Regions from separate parts of the Homo sapiens genome. Here region 2 is linked to region 1. A link is an interaction called in ENCODE POLR2A ChIA-PET data of the cell type or tissue named here. Cell type or tissue: Panc1. All regions are shown on one strand.

Region 1 (8,000 bases):
ATTAGTTTCTATCTTGTATATTAACTTTAAAAGAGCAAAGAAGAAATAACTTGCAGGGAAGAGCCATGAAGATAACCCAAGCCCGAACAGAGGAGCCTGGATGGATTTCCTCACCATTAATTGGCTCTGCCAATTCACTATAGTTAAATTCCCATTTTCCACTCCTAAGTGAATTTCTTATTACTAAACTCTGTAGTAAAAATAATAATAGCTCACATTTATTGCATTCTTAACATGTGTAAGGCACTGTGCCAAGCGTTTCAGAAGTATGGTTTCATTTAATTTTTTAAACAACTAAATGAAGCACATCCGATTCATTCATTTATCAAATATTAATCAGCCGGGCACCGTTCCAGGTACTGAAGATACATAAATAAACAACATTGACAGAGACCCTGCTCTCGTGGCGCTTGCATTCCATGTTGGAGACAGGCAGGAAATGCATAGTGTGTAGGAAGGTGAGAAATTCAAACGACAGAAGACATACAGGAGAATAAGAGCCTTCCAAATCAGGTGACATTTGAGCAGGGAGTGAGGGTGTCAGCCTTGGGGATGGATATATGGGAAGAACACTCCAGGCAAGTACCATTTCCTGAGCCAGGAACACTCTTACTGTGTTCTAGGAGCAGCAAAGAGGTCCAAATGGCTGGATCAAGAATGTTTAGTGGTGAGGCCAGACAGGTACCAAGGAGCCGGATTAAGGAGGGCCCCCTATGCCACGGTAAGGACTCTGGCTTTATTCAGAATGAGCTGGGAAGGCACGGGAGACTTTCCATCTCACCTTTTTAAAAAATTACTCTGGGCCAGTGGCGGTGGCTCATGCCTGTACTTCCAGCACTTTGGGAGGCCAAGACTGTTGATTGCTTGAGCTCAGGAGTTTGAGACCAGCCTGGGCAACATGGTGAGACCCCATCTCTATAAAAAATACAAAAAAAAATTAGCCGGGCTTGGTGGCGCATGCCTGTGGTCCCAGCTACTGGGGAGGCTGAGGCGGGAGGATTGCTTGAGCCCAGGAGGTTGAGGCCACGGTGAGCCGAGATCGAGCCACTGCACTCCAGCTTGGGTGACAGAGTGAGAGACTGTCTCAAAAATAAATAAATAAATAAAAATAAAATCACTCCGGCTACTGTATAGCGGGGAAGGGAGACCTCTTCAGAGACTAATGCAATAATCAAAGTGAAATACAAGGGTGACTTGGACCAACGTGGTAGCCCAGGAAGTAGGGAGAAGCTGCAAACTTCCTGAAATCTCTGGAAGGCAGGGCTGCCCAGATTTGCGGTGTTTGGGATATGGAGGTAGGAGAGAGAGAGAGCTCTATTGTGTTAGCATCTTTATGCCCGTTTTACAAATTTGTAAGTGAAAGGCAGAGTAACTTGCCCAAGAGGATACAGCCAATAAATGCAGAGCCACATCTCAAATCAGGATTGGTTTGATCCAAGAGCTCATCCTCTTCCCCACACTGCCCTACTGCCTCATGTTTAAAACCCCTAAGCCGCCTAAGTTGGAAATTCCATGGGTCAAACTGTCCCAATTCTACTCTGCCCTCTCCACACATAAGATAGAAATAAGCCAAATCCCTGTGTCATTCAGCAGATTGCTGAAGTAGTGCCATGCCCCTGTGACTTGAATGACCTCTCCTCTGCACGGGAAATACAAGACCCAAAGCCATACTGAGGGATGCGGACAAGCGCTTGGCCCAGCCACAGCAGGCTGCACCAATTACCAGGGATTGCCTAAAATCTGGGCAAAGGCTTTTCTCTCTGGCTAGGCTGCCAAACAATTCCTCGTATCTGATTACCTAAAGAGAGCAGAATAACAATTCATAAAACCATCACAGAGGAGACTTAAGAAACAGCTCGTTTTTAAGTGTTAAAGTGGCCTTATCATAACCTGCCACTCAGTAATATTAAATTTGATATTGGAAATGAAGTTTTCCACTAACAATTTCCACGAATGGAAGAGCTCTGATTCTCTTATTCTGCCTGGAATTTTTCTTGCTGGGGAGCTTTCGCAATGTGATGCAGCAGTAATACAAGTGTGTGTGCGCGGCTGCTTTTTAGAAGAGGTGTGTGTGTACAAAGGCCTTTGCACACGAAAAAAGTCCCGGTCATGACCCTGATGCACTAGGTTTGGAATTTTTTTTTTTATTCGTGTAAAGCCTCATTAACATTCTCCAACATAAAATATTTTTAGTAAGAGCCAAGTTCCCTTCCCCCACTTTCAAATTTCCTGTCACCAAAGTTGAAAACAAAAGGGCCTTCTATGAATCTCTCTCCCTTGCTTTCTTTCCCTCTCCTTCCTCTCTCTCTCCTCTTTCCAAAGCAGAGGACTCCAAAATTTTCAGCTGCAAAGCCTTGGAGACCCCAGAGATTCAACTGTTAAGAATACCAATTTCCGACTGAGGACTCACATGCAAAGGGAGTGAAGGATAACTGACATCACAATTTATTGCCCCCAAAACAACTTTCTCAACTCCAAGCAAAACCATAATTATGGGTGAGAAAGACACTCCCTGTTAACTGGCTGTGAAAGAGTGATTTACAATGCATTCTTCCTCACAGTGGAAGGCCTCTTGGCAGTCACAAATACAGGTTTTGTGTATTCAGAAGCAAAGCTCAGAGGAGCAGAAGAGAGTAAAAAGGACATTCTGCACGGGAAGTGTGCCCCTTTCCACCGCATTTATCCCATAAAGTCCCAGCACTAAGAGCTCTTGGAAAATTCCCCATTAGGAAAACAAACTTGCACCATGATCAGGACAAAGACTGACCCCTTTTTTTTTTCTTTCTTTCTTTTTTTTTCTCTTAAGTAGTTTCCTATCTATTGAAATCTGCTAGTTGGTTTATAGTTTATGGGAAGACAGCAGTGGCACAAATGAGGAAAATGCTAATACAATTTTAAGTTATAGAACCACATGGACCAGCCCAGCTCGGTGGCTCACGCCTGTAATCCCAGCATTTTGGGAGGCCGTGGTGGGCAGATCACCTGAGGTCAGGAGTTTGAGACCAGCCTGGCCAACATGATGAAATCCTGCCTCTACTAAAAATACAAAAACTAGCCAGGTGTGGAAGTGCATGCCTGTAATCCCAGAGACTCGGGAGGCTGAGGTGGGAGAATCGCTTGAACCCAGAAGGTGGAGGTTGCAGTGAGCCAAGATTGTGCCATTGCACTCCAGCCTGGGCAACAGAGCAAGACTCTGTCTCAAAATAAATAAATAAATAAATAGAACAACATAGACCTAACCTTGCCAGAGATAGACAATTTAAAGTGGTATTAAATTCTTGTATCTGAGAGAACTATCAAGCGTTAAACCTAAAACAGCACTGTAAGATAAGCAGGCGTCTAAGAGTATGCTTTCCTAACATGACCAGGAAGAGAGGCTCAATAGAGACATGGCAGGAGACTTTAGAAAATGAAAAAGGCAGGAGAAAGTAAAGGAGTCCAAAGAAAGGAGAACCAAGCCCAGGGACCGGAGCTTCAGAGGAACCGCCTAGAAAGAAACTGCCTTCCAGCAGGAAGCCTTCTTTCCTAGAATCCCCGCCCAAGGCAGCATATTTCCAGAAGGTACTGGGTCAAGAACCCAGTGAGCTTCCCCCCAAACCTTAAGAGCTTCTTACATATGTATCTTAATATTTCCAATCAAAGCAGGTGCCCCCAGTGCAGAAGCACAGCATTCCATTTCCTTCTAAGACAGACATGATCTCCAGATAGACTCCGCCTTTGCAAATTCCTTCCAGAGCATTGGGAATTAGTCCATTTTGTGACTATTGGGAAACGGTCCTATATTAAGGGAGAAATGGGTATGGATTACAATTTTCTGCCCTGAGTTGTCTTTAGGAGGCATGAATGGGTATACCCAGAGAGGAGGAAAAGGATGGGATTTAGAACAAAATGAAACTTAGGATTCAAACACAGTCTGTCTTTGAGCAAGAAACTTAAACCCTGAGCCTTATCTGTTCCATAGGGTTGAAATAATTATATTGAGGACCTGCTGTGGATATGACATGAGGTGCCTGGCGCCAGATCACCACTAAGTTGGTGTTCAGTGCCAGGGAGGTGGGTGTGGGCCCCCTCCTATGCTGCAATACCAGAGTTAATTGCCCTAAACTCAGACACGTGACTCCGCAGTAAACAGAGCTAAGGAGTGGTTGGCTATGTTGGCTGTGCTGAGGCTTAGAATGAGAAGAAAATAAACTATGGAAAAGAAATAGATGGTCCCGTGTCAAGAAGATCTGATTAAACAGGAGAAAAGGAGGGTGACAGCAACTCTCAGCCCATCAGCACCCCAACCAGAGCCTTGGATCATGGAGAGGGCTGTCAGGCGCAGGACAGGATGCCCAGTGACCTTTGAATTTCTAGTGAGCAAGGAATAATTATTCTAGTATAAGTATGTCCCAAAAATTGCATGGGCAACCTTTTACTAGAAATTTTATTTGCTGTTCATCTGAAATTCAAGCATAACTGGGCATCCCACATTTTTATTTGCTAAATCCTTCAACCCTGATCACCATTGCTTTGATCCACCAAAAGCAATGCAGAACGAGAGCCAGAAAAGTGTTTGAAAAGCCAGCAAAGAGAATTTCAGGGAGCCCATCATTCACTTTGCCGCCATTGACTCCAGAATGTCCTCCCGTGCCTATTCCTAGACAGCATCAAGCGGCTGGGACAGAGAGAGTGGAAAAGAACCCAAGTATGGGGAAAAACAGAGGCGGGTTTGGAATAAAGACAAAGAGGAAGGAAAGAAGAGAAAGGAAAAGCAAGAAAGAGCAGGAAGAAGGGAGAAAGAGCAGGACAGAAGGAACTCAGGCAGACAGACGCACAGACCTCCTCAGCTAGTTTGAAAAGATAATCTGAGCTTGCAATGCACCATAGACTATGTTCTTATAAGAATAGATATGAAACTCATTTCCTGCCACCAGGTGCTGGGGAAAAAGTCTATCATTCACTGCTCCTTTCCAGAACACAGGGAGTGAAGGAGCAAGGTTTCATCATCATTGCAGCAACTGCTAAGCCTCTCAGGGCACTGGGACACCGCTTAGGTTCCACGACAAGAGGCTGGGCTTTCTGCACTCAAATGGCCGCTCCTCTCTAGACACCTTATTGCATTTCCACAATCGCTACGTCTCTTCCCATCTGGGGAAATAAGTCCACCACGGCCTTCTCCCGCCTCATCGGGTCCTAGGTGGATCCTCTCGTAATCCAAGATGTAAATCACACCTGTGAGTTGTCAGCAGTGATTTCTCTTTCCCCAAAGCCTGTACTGCAGGCTAAGCCAGGGAGGTTGTGGGAGGTGCAGAAAATAAATTGGGGCAATGGGATCTTCCCTTAGGAGTCCACAGGCATGGGTTGAATGGACACAGAAGAAGGCCTGAATCCTTCAAAGAGCAAAGTGCAAATGAATACAAGACAGAGTCGATCTGAAAAAAACACACCCTCTAGGTCACAGGGAGTATTCAGCCATTCGTGGCATTTTCAGACTTTCCCCACTTCATAAATATAAAGGAAGCTAGACCCGCGACTTGTGCAGGACAAAGGAATCCCATGGCCCCAGTTGCAAGCAAAACAGTGGTTTGAAGCCATGAAGAAAACACCAATTCTTGAATTTCCTCCTTCTTGCTGTGGGAAATGTATAGCTGATGAAGCCCATTCCCTTGTCCACAACCCACACATATCACGGAGCAGAAAACGCCAGTCTGAAAGTCAAAGGAAGAAGGTAGGGGAGGAAATTGCAAGGTCAAAGTGACTGCCTCGGGAAGTCTGATTACTCAACATGTTTAAAGCATTATTAGACGGTCTGGAAGTTGTAGACACAGAATGGGGGGAGGGGGTCCAAGGAGCTGCAGAAAAAGGAGGGGCTGTAAACTCGAGAGTCCCTCCTGGAGTTTTACTGAACTGCCTGCAACACTCCGGGGTGCAAGTTAAGAGAGAGCAAATGGGCAAGGAATCAGCCAGCCACATACAAAAGGAAAGGAGTGTCGTGTAGAAGTTAATTGTGGCCGTCAGAGATGAGTGGGTACATGGGGAGATTCATTTAAAATTAACGAGGCATTGGTTGCATTTTATAGGTCTTCCTAGGTAGGAAAATCACATGCCAAAGGGGCAGGAATGGAATGGCTCCACAGAAGTGTTTCCTGACCAACCCTTAAGCCAAATGGACAGGCATTGGGTCTCCGCATCAGAGAAGCACAAAGATCTGTGGATTCCAAGAGCCAAGGACAGGAGAGGGGACCCATCCATATGCATGGGCTGGAGCCAATCCAGAAGAGGCCACAGCAGTCCTGGGGAGAGGCCAGGCCATGAGGCCCCGAAGACCTACATGCTTGAAGCTGAACCATTTGCTCTCCTTGCTTGAGACCCCAGTGTGACAAAGACCTCAATGACAGCTGTGTTTGATCTTCTCCTTCTTAATATTGCCACCTTCAGAGTCAGAAACAGTGTGAATAACTCACCCAGGCAGTGCCAATAACTGCTTGGCATGGATGCTTCTAGATAGGCACAGATGCTTCTAGAATCTTACTTGGGATGTGGGTGGGGGTGTCTCCGTCAGGATGATCCTGATTCAGAAAACTTAGGCTAGGAGTTGCCTCCTCTGGGAAGGCTTTCCTAAATAAGAGAGAGACCCATTTTCTCTCTCTTATGCCCCAGGTATAAAGAGTTGCTCCCCACTTTGTGAATTTCATTCATATTCCTATCTCATTTGCTTGAATTTTTTTTTTTACTACTGTTTGATTCAAGAGTCAGAACTTTGTCTTATTTTTTCTTTATACCCACCACATAGCATAATGAAAGCTCCATAAAGTTATCCATAGGTAAAGGAATGAAAAGACAGAGCAAATTTCTAATTCTGGTAACTAACCAGAGACGAAGATAAAACAAAACAAAACAAAACAAAAATATGGAGGGGAGGGGGATAATTCAGGAGGAAAAAAAAATGCACATGTCCCAAAACTTTAAGCTAAGAAGGAAAGAGGCTGGGTGCATTGGCTCACGCCTGTAATCCCAGCACTTTGGGAGGCTGAGGCAGGAGGATCACCTGAGGTCAGGAGTTCAAGACCAGCCTGGCCAACATGGTGAAACCCTGTCTCTAGTAAAAATACAAAAATTAGCTGGGTGTAGTGGCGGGTACCTGTAATCCCAGCTACTGGGAAGGCTGAGGCAGGAGAATCACTTGAACCTGGGAGGCGGAGGCTGCAGTGACCCGAGATCACGCCATTGCACTCCATCCTGGGCAACAAGAGTGAAACTCTATCTCAAAAAAATAAAATAATATAAAATAAAATAAGAAGGAAAGAGAGTGTGGTAATGGACAAGCCATCCAGCAATATTCTCCACTGAACTGGAACCGTGAGACTGCTAGCACTGGGCTGGGAAATTAGGACAGAAAAGAAATTGAAATAAGGAGACAAAGCACTTATCTCTTAAGGTAACAAAATTTCCCGCTGCTAGAAAATAGAGACTCATAAGACCATCAGGAACCAGAAACCATGCAAATAGCCACGGTCTCATCTAGCTCCCAAATGCTTTGTTCCTAATGCCAAGATGTCTAAAATTATAACTAACTGCCTACCAGTTGATTTCTCATCAAACCCACCTGGTGAAGAAACCCGAAATAATGGAAGAAGAATCAACCAACAGCTCCTCCTTTTCCTCTCTAAAGAAAAGAACTTGCAGTGTTCAGGTAATACTCACAATTGAGAGAGGAGGAAATGAATTATTCTGACCAGACGTCAGGATTCAAAGTAATAAACTACAGACTCAAGGCGGGGGGCTGCATTCCAAGCAGCATACTGGTCAACCCTTTCTTCCCCTAAAGAACATACCCACTAGCCAGCATGCCTTCTTCCTCTTTATTCAATTGTCTTTCCACCTGCATAAAAATGTACACATTTTGAGCCTCCAGGGTAGGGAAAGTGTCTTCCATTTCTTTCATAGGTAGGAAAATCACACACCAAGGGGACAAGAGATAGGGTAAACTCCCCTATCTCTTAATAAAAGTTAGCATC
Region 2 (8,000 bases), 350 kb after region 1:
CCTTTCAAGACACCAGGCTAATATTTGGTTTAATTATCTCTTCCAAGGTAGTAAATGACACTCCAATGGTCTCAGTAAATTTATCTCTCAAATGGGAGCCATTTACTAACCTACTTCAGGCCTCAACCCTTCTGTCTTAGACAGCTTCTCTTTAAAAGGCCAGTTGTAAGCAAGTTCTCTACTTGCCTGCTTTAAAGAGAGTGGAAAGAAGTCCCTAAAACTTCCCAAGATTACTTTTAATTAAAAGGATACAAATCCTTATTTTTTCCCATTTCTCCAACCTTCTGTGCTGAGGGGGGAGATGAGATATTTAGCAAATAAAAGGAGACCTTTTCTTCGAATTTCAGAGCTGTTCAATTATAAACACGGCTGCCTGCGAAGTTGGAAATCAATTCAACTGCAATCTTCTTTAAAGCTTTTTAAATGCAACTGCTAACCTGTCTAGATGTTTAACTTTCAGGTTTCAAAACCTGTCAGTTAAAACTTGCTTACTGTTACTCCTTTTCTCTGAAGCTACCAGCCAGAAGAGAAATTATGTAGCAAATTGGAAACAAGGAACTAAGACTTGATAGCAACACAAAAGGCTAGCTGACGGGCTGGAGTGCAAGACACTACAATTCTTGCTCTGAAAATGAATAAGGATTAGAGGGCTCATCTACTGGCGGCCTCTAATGAGGTTGCGCCTTCTCAGTTCTGAAACAAGCAGTCAATTGATCCCTTCACAAGAACACCTGGTCTATTTCGAGAAGGAAAAAATTAGTGAAACCTGTTGTTGGCTGAGTTTACCAGTCAATTCTGTTAAATTGTGGCATTGGTAGCAATAGGGAGGCATGGTTCATTAAAAATACCATTCGGGGAAATCCTAAGGCAATGGGATAGTGATTACTGAACTAATTCTATTGGCCTGAAAGAGTTAATTCAGCTCCTAAAGGGAAGCAATTTACTTTCTATTCCCCCCGAGGATGGACCAGGCTCTTAAGGAGTTTCATACAATGAGGCTGTTTTTTACCACCCCTCCCCTCCACTCCCCTCACGTAAAGTCCCCCTGACAGTTGTCAAGCCCAAGATGAAGATGGGGTGTACTGGCAGGGTCACCTGGCATTACTCACATGGGCCCCTCTCAGGCAGCCTGGGTAATGCTGAATAAATCCATGCATGCAAGGAAAGGGCACAAGGACAAATCCTCTGACTTTGTGTGTCTGGATTCTAAACACCTACCCAAATTCTAAGCAGCACAGCCAGATAAATCCATCAACCAGGGTGGCTAAGGGATACCTAATTTATATGCAACCTTGGCAGTGTATCACTGGGCCCAAAGTGCCAGTGTAAACAGTTCTGGACAGGCCCCCATCCTGCTTCAGCAGAGAACAGACACCATCCTCCTGGACCACAAAGGTCCTCATTGCAAATGAAAAGGCGGGAGGGGGTCACGTTCAGGAGAGCAGAGTTAAATGAATAACACATGCCCTTCCAGATACGTGTGTGTGCTTTTTAATAATTAATTATGAAAAGTGTCAAACATAGATCAAAATAGCTATCATATAATGAAACCCCTATGCACCCGTGACACAGCTGCAACAATTAATAACTTATGGCCCATCTTATTTCAACTGGACCCCACCCACTCACCCCACGACAATGTTATCTTGAAGCAATCCCCAGACTTCTTATAATTTCATCCATAAATATTTTCAAAATATTTCTAAAAAATCAGATCTCTCTCTTTTTTAAAAAACAAACCTAAAATAATTACTACCCCTAAAAAAAAAAAAAAAGAAAGAAACAACCAGGCCAGGCTCAGTGGCTCATGCCTGTAATCCCAGCACTTTGGGACGCCTAGGTAGGAGGAACACTTGAGGCCAGGAGTTTCAGACCAGCCTGGACGACATAGTGAGACCCCATCTCTACTAAAAAATAGAAAATGAGCTGGATGTAGCGTCACGTGCCTGTAGTCCCAGCTACTCAGGAGACTGGGGTGGGAGGATTACTTAAGCCCAGGAGGTCAAGGCAGCAATGAGCCATGATCCCGCCACTGCGCTCCAGCCTGGGTGACAGAGTTATTTCTTGTCTCTAGGAGAGTAAAAAAGGCCAGGCAAATGGCTCACACCTGAAATACCAGCACTTTGGGAGGCCGAGGTGGGTAGATCACAAGGTCAGGAGTTCGAGACCAGCCTGGCCAACATGGTGAAACCCCATCTCTACTAAAAATACAAAAAAATTATGTGGGCGTGGTGGCACACACCTGTAATCCCAGCTACTCAGGAGGCTGAGGTAGGAGAATTGCTTGAACCCGGGAGGTGGATGCTGCTGTGAACCGAGATCATGCCACTGCACTCCAGTCTGGGCAACAGAGTGAGACTCCATCTCAAAAAATAAATAAGTTAAATAAAATTAAAAAATACAGCTGGGCACGGTGGCTCACGCCTGTAATCCCAGCACTTTGGGAGGCCAATGCGGACAGATCATGAGGTCAGGAGATTGAGACCATCCTGGCTAACACAGTGAAACCCCATCTCTACTAAAAATACAAAAAAATTAGCTGGGCATGGTGGCAGGTGCCTATAGTCCCAGCTAGTCGGGAGGCTGAGGCAGGATAATGGCGTGAACCTGGGAGGCAGAGCTTGCAGTGAGCCGAGATTGCACCACTGCACTCCAGCCTGGGCGACAGAGCGAGACTCCATCTCAAAATAAAATAAAATAAAATAAAATAAAAAATACAAAAATACAAAAAAATTAACCAGGTATGCTGGCACTTGCCTGTAGTCCCAGCTACTCGGGAGGCTGAGGCAGGAGGATTGCTTGAACCCAGGAGGCGAAGGTTGCAGTGAGCTAAGATCGCACCACTGCACTCCAGCCTGGGTGACAGAGCGAGACTCCATCTCAAAAGAAAAAAAAAACAACAGCAAACCCTTTTGACACATGCTACAACATGAATGAACATTGAGGACACTGTGCTGAATGAAATAAACCAGACATAAAAGGACAAATATAGTCTGCTTCCACTCATATGAGGTATCTGGAGTAGTAAATTCATAAAGACAGATAATTGAATGGTGGTTGCCAGGAGCTGGAGAGAGGAGGGAATGGGCAGTTAGTATTTAGTGGACACAGAGTTTCGATTTTGGAAAATGAAAACCATTCTGCCATTGGATGGAGGTGATGGTCGCACAATAATGTGAATGGACTTAATGTCACTGGACTGTACACTTGAACATGATTTAAATGGCTGGACGCGGTGGCTCACACCTGTAATCCCAGCACTTTGGGAGGCTGAGGCAGGCGGATCACCTGAGGTTGGGAGTTCAAGACCACCCTGACCAACATGGAGAAACCCGTCTCTACTAAAAATACAAAATTAGCTGGATTTGGTGGCCGGTAATCCCAGCTGCTCGGGAGGCTGAGGCAGGAGAATTGCTTGAACCCAGGAGGAGGAGGTTGTGGTGAGCCGGAGATCGCACCATTGCACTCCAGCCTGGGCAACAAAAGTGAAACTCTGTCTCAAAAAAAAAAAAAAAAAAAAAGATTAAGATGGTGGCCGGTAGCAGTGGCTCATGCCTATAATCCCAGCATTTTGGAAGGCCAAGACAGGCGGATCACCTGAGGTCAGGAGTTCGAGACCAGCCTAGCTAACATGGTGAAACCCCGTCTCTACCAAAAATACAAAAATTAGCTGGGCGTGGTGGCGGGCTCCTGTAATCCCAGCTATTCAGGAGGCTGAGGCAGGAGAATTGCTTGAACCCGGGAGGCAGAGGTTGTAGTGAGCCGAGATCATGCCACTGCACTCCAGCCTGGGCAACAAGGGCAAAACTCTGTCTCAAAAAAAAAAAAAAATATATATATATATATATACAAAAATTAGGCAGGCATGGTAGTGCGCACCTGTAATCCCAGCTACTCAGGAGGCTGAGGCAGGAGACTTGCCTGAGCCTGGGAGGCAGAGGTTGCAGTGAGCTGAAATCAAACCACTGCACTCCAGCCTGGGTGACAGAGCAAGACTGTCTCAAAAAAAAAAAAAAAAGGATAAAATGGTAAAATTTATGTTGTGTGTTTATATTTGGCCACAAATTTTTAAATGGTAGGGGTTTTTTTTTTAACAAAAAAACTTTCATATCATAAACTATTCACTAAGTGTTGAAATTTTCTCATAAATATCAAAAATTTTGTTCAGTTTGCTTGCATCAGAAGCCACATAAGGTTCACGTACTGTGGCTGGTGAGCAGGTCTTTTAAAAACCTACATATTCCCTGCCAGCCTCCTGCTTTTCCCCATTACAATTTATTCATGGAAAAACTTTTCCTGTAAAGTTTTCCACAGTAAATAGTTAGCTCCTCACACACATCCTTATGGGGTCTTCTCTGTTTTTCTCTTTTTTTTTTTTTTTTTTTTTTGAGTCCTGCTCTGTCATCCAGGCTGGAGTGCAGTGGTGTGATCTCGGCTCACTGCAATCTCCAACTCCCAGGTTCAAGCGATTCTCCTGCCTCGGCCTCCCGAGTAGCTGGGATTACAGGCATGCACAACCACACCTGGCTAATTTTTTTTTTTTTTTTTTTTTTTGTATTTTCAGTACAGATGTGGCTTTCACCATGTTGGCCTGGCTGTCCTCAAACTCCTGGACTCAATCAATCTGCCCACCTTGGCCTCCCAGAGTATAGGATTATACGCATAAGCCACAGTGCCCTACCTTTGTCTTCTTGAATACTGAAAGTTAAATCAAGAGACCAGCTCAGATTCAAGTTTGATGTTTTTGGCAAGACCACTGCCTAAGTCCAACTACGCCACTGTAAGAGTATATGAGTGGCCCAAAATGTGAGTGTGCAAAATTCATCAACAAACTATGATGAGCAACCCAGTCCATGCTCCCACCATCAGTGGTCTTAGAACAGGGGTAGGAGGAATGAGAGGAAATATCCACACACACACGCACAAAATTTGTTTCTGGTTTTTTTTGGGTTTTTTTTTTTTTTTTAAGACGAGGTTTCACTCTGTCGCCCAGGCTGGAATACAGAGGCACAATCTTGGTTCACTGCAGCCTCAAACTCCCTGGGCTCAGGTGATCCTCCTGCTTCAGTCTCCCAAGTAGCTAGAACTATAGGTAAGTGCCACCACACCAGGTAAATTTATTGTATTTTTTTGGTGTTATATTTTTCGTGTAGAGACAGGGTTTAACAATATTGCCCAGACTAAAACAAAAAAACATTTTAAGACAAAATCTTTGTCATCAAGGAACCTGAAATCTTGTTAAGATGGCAAAACTGATACATGCAGAACAATTAATAATTAAGTGCAGGCCAGGCATGGTGGCTCACGCCTGTAATCCCAGCACTTTTGGGAGGCCAAGGTGGGCAGATCACCTGAGGTCGGGAGTTGGAGACCAGCCTGGCCAACATGATGAAACGCTGTCTCTACTAAAAGTACAAAAAAAAAAATTAGCCAGTTGTGGTGGTACATGCCTGTAATCCCAGCTACTCGGAAGGCGGAGGCAGGAGAATCGTTTGAACCCAGGAGGTGGAGTTGGCAGTGAGCCGAGATCGCGCCACTGCACTCAAGCCTGGGCAACAGAGCCAGACTCTGGCTCAAAAATAATAATAATAAAGTGCAAAACTGCTATGACTATCAAACCCTATGTCATTCTAAGGGTGAGATCATCTAAGAAGGTTTTAGGTCGTATAAAGTTCCTGAAATGGATCTTGAAGGATTGTTAGATTTTTGGAAGAAAGAAGGCATTCTAGGAAGTGAAAACTATACAAAGAAAAGCACAAAGGTTGGCATTTGGAGGCGGATAGAGAGGATAATTTAAACAGACTGAGAAAGATAATATAGGGGAATGAAAAGTCAACAGAGAAATAAGCGTTGGAAGAAGCCCACTGATCTCTAGAGATTAAGAATCAGTTGTTACTTATGTTTTGGCATGCACACTTAGGCAAAATTCTAAAGGCCTATAAATATTGTGGGTGTTTTGAGGATCTGATGTCTAATATATTTTAATAGAAGAATTGAGGTGTTATCTGAATGAAATCTTTTCCAGCTGAGTTCATCCTTTCTAGAGACGAAACACATTAAACTTTTTTTCATGAAAAATACAGTTAGAACTTGTAAAATGTTGGGGGTGAAGGGTGGAGGAAATGTACATGAAAAAGATGGAAAAAGAGTTGGTAATTGTTGAAGCTGAGTGATGGGTATATAGGGCTCATTATGCTGTTCTCCCTACTTTTGAGTATGTTTGAAACTTCCATAATAAAAAGTTATTTGTAAACCTATTGCTATTGGGGTCAAGGGTCCTTCCCACGTTCCATGTTTCCCATGTTATAGGAAAAAAAAGACTCACTAGACCGGAAGATGCGGTGCTTGTCTCTTCTGTTGTCAGGCTGTTTAACTCTGAGCCAATTACTTCACCTTTGTGGGTCTCAATTCCCTTCTCTGTAAAATGAAGGGAAAAAGGAAAAGAACTACTGCTTATTGAATGCCTACTATGTGCAAGAATTTTGCGGTGCACTTTATACACACGCTGCAAGTACCAACAGGATGGACGCAATGTTCTCCTTAGTCTCCAAAGTTTCTTTCCCTCTCTAGGCGTCCAGGAATTATCCACTTAACTTCAGTTCGTGATTGGATAAACCCATGTGGCGAATGCCTGGCAAGTCTGAGGAGACATACAGATAAAAAAGACAGTTCCTGTCTTCAACGACTTTGTTATCTAGAAGGACAGCTAGGACAAATGAGTGTAATACAACTGATCAATGTTATAATAACTGTTATAACAACTAAATAGGAAAGATACTAAATGTTTTACCTTACATGTAGTGTGCATCCCTACAATATGAGAAAATGATGCAATGGTGTACTGATAGAACCAGATGGTGCTGGGTGGGGGTCCTGTAAGAGGAACACTCATCCCCTAATGAGGGGATCAGAAGGTTTCATAGAGGAGACAGTGTCTGTGTTACGTTTTTTAAAAAATAAACTTGTTGCTGGGCATGGTGGCTCACACCTGTAATCCCAGCACTTTGGGAGGCTGAGGCAGGTGGATCGCGAGGTCAGGAGATCGAGACCATCCTGGCTAACACTGTGAAACCCTGTCTCTACTAAAAGTACAAAAAAAAAAATTAGCCAGGCATGGTGGCGGGCGCCTGTAGTCCCAGCTACTCGGGAGGCTGAGGGAGGAGAATGGCATGAACCCAGGAGGTGGAGCCTGAAGTGAGCCGAGATCATGCCACTGTAATCCAGCTTGGGCGACAGAGCAAGACTCTGTCACAAAAAAATAAATAAATAAATAAATAAATAAATAAATAAAAATAAACTTGTTGGCCGGGTGCGGTGGCTCATGCCTGTTATCCCAGCACTTTGCGAGGCTGAGGTGGGTGGATCACCTGAGGTCAGGAGTTCGAGACCAACCTGGGCAACATGGTAAAACCGTGTCTCTACTAAAAATACAAAAATTAGCCAGGCATGGTGGCACTTGCCTGTAATCCCAGCTACTCGGGAGGCTGAGGCACAAGAATTGCTTGAATCTGGGAGGCAGAGGTTGCAGTGAGCTGAGATAGCACCAGTGTACTCCAGCCTGGGCAACAGAGTGAGACTCCATCTCAAATAAATAAATTAATTAAATGAGCCAGGTGCAGTGGCTCATACCTGTAATCCTAGCACTTTGGGAGGTCGAGGCGGGTGGATCACCTGAGGTCAAGAGTTTGAGACCAGCCTGGCTAACATGGGGAAACTCCATCTCTACTAAAAATACAAAAAAATTAGCTGGTTGTGGTAGTGGGCGTCTGTAATCCCAGCTACTTGGGAGGCTAAGGCAGGAGAATCACTTGAAACTGGGAGGCAGAGGTTGCAGTGAGCTGAGATCACGCCACTGCAGCCTGGGCAACAGAGGCAGACTCTGCCTCAAAAAAAAAATAAATGGATAAATAAAAATTAAAATAAATAAATAAAATGCAATTATACAGTATTTGTCCTTTATTGTCTGGCTTCTTTCACTTAGCATAATCCCCTCAAGGTTC

What was found. ChIA-PET counts read pairs that join two places held together with the same protein. Peaks named below come from ENCODE experiments on the same cell type or tissue, not always from the same donor. Only the 100,000 strongest peaks of a DNase experiment are listed, where the experiment ranks them.
Region 2: POLR2A ChIA-PET joins it to region 1 with 18 read pairs; 2 of 35 experiments call an interaction of 5 or more read pairs at or near these places.

What each region holds. Positions count from the first base shown.
Region 1 is chr6:14,822,562-14,830,561 of GRCh38, forward strand. No RefSeq gene overlaps it. Among named protein-coding and RNA genes, the nearest start is that of JARID2-DT, 420 kb to the right of the region's middle. RefSeq lists enhancers at 1-14, 385-1,172, 1,960-2,746. In Panc1, no CTCF peak of the experiment used is centred here; no DNase peak of the experiment used is centred here.
Region 2 is chr6:15,170,516-15,178,515 of GRCh38, forward strand. LOC105374946 (a long non-coding RNA gene) reads right to left here and starts at 6,398. Exons shown (of 3, transcript XR_926520.1): 1 at 6,326-6,398. RefSeq lists a silencer at 5,730-5,930. In Panc1, no CTCF peak of the experiment used is centred here; no DNase peak of the experiment used is centred here.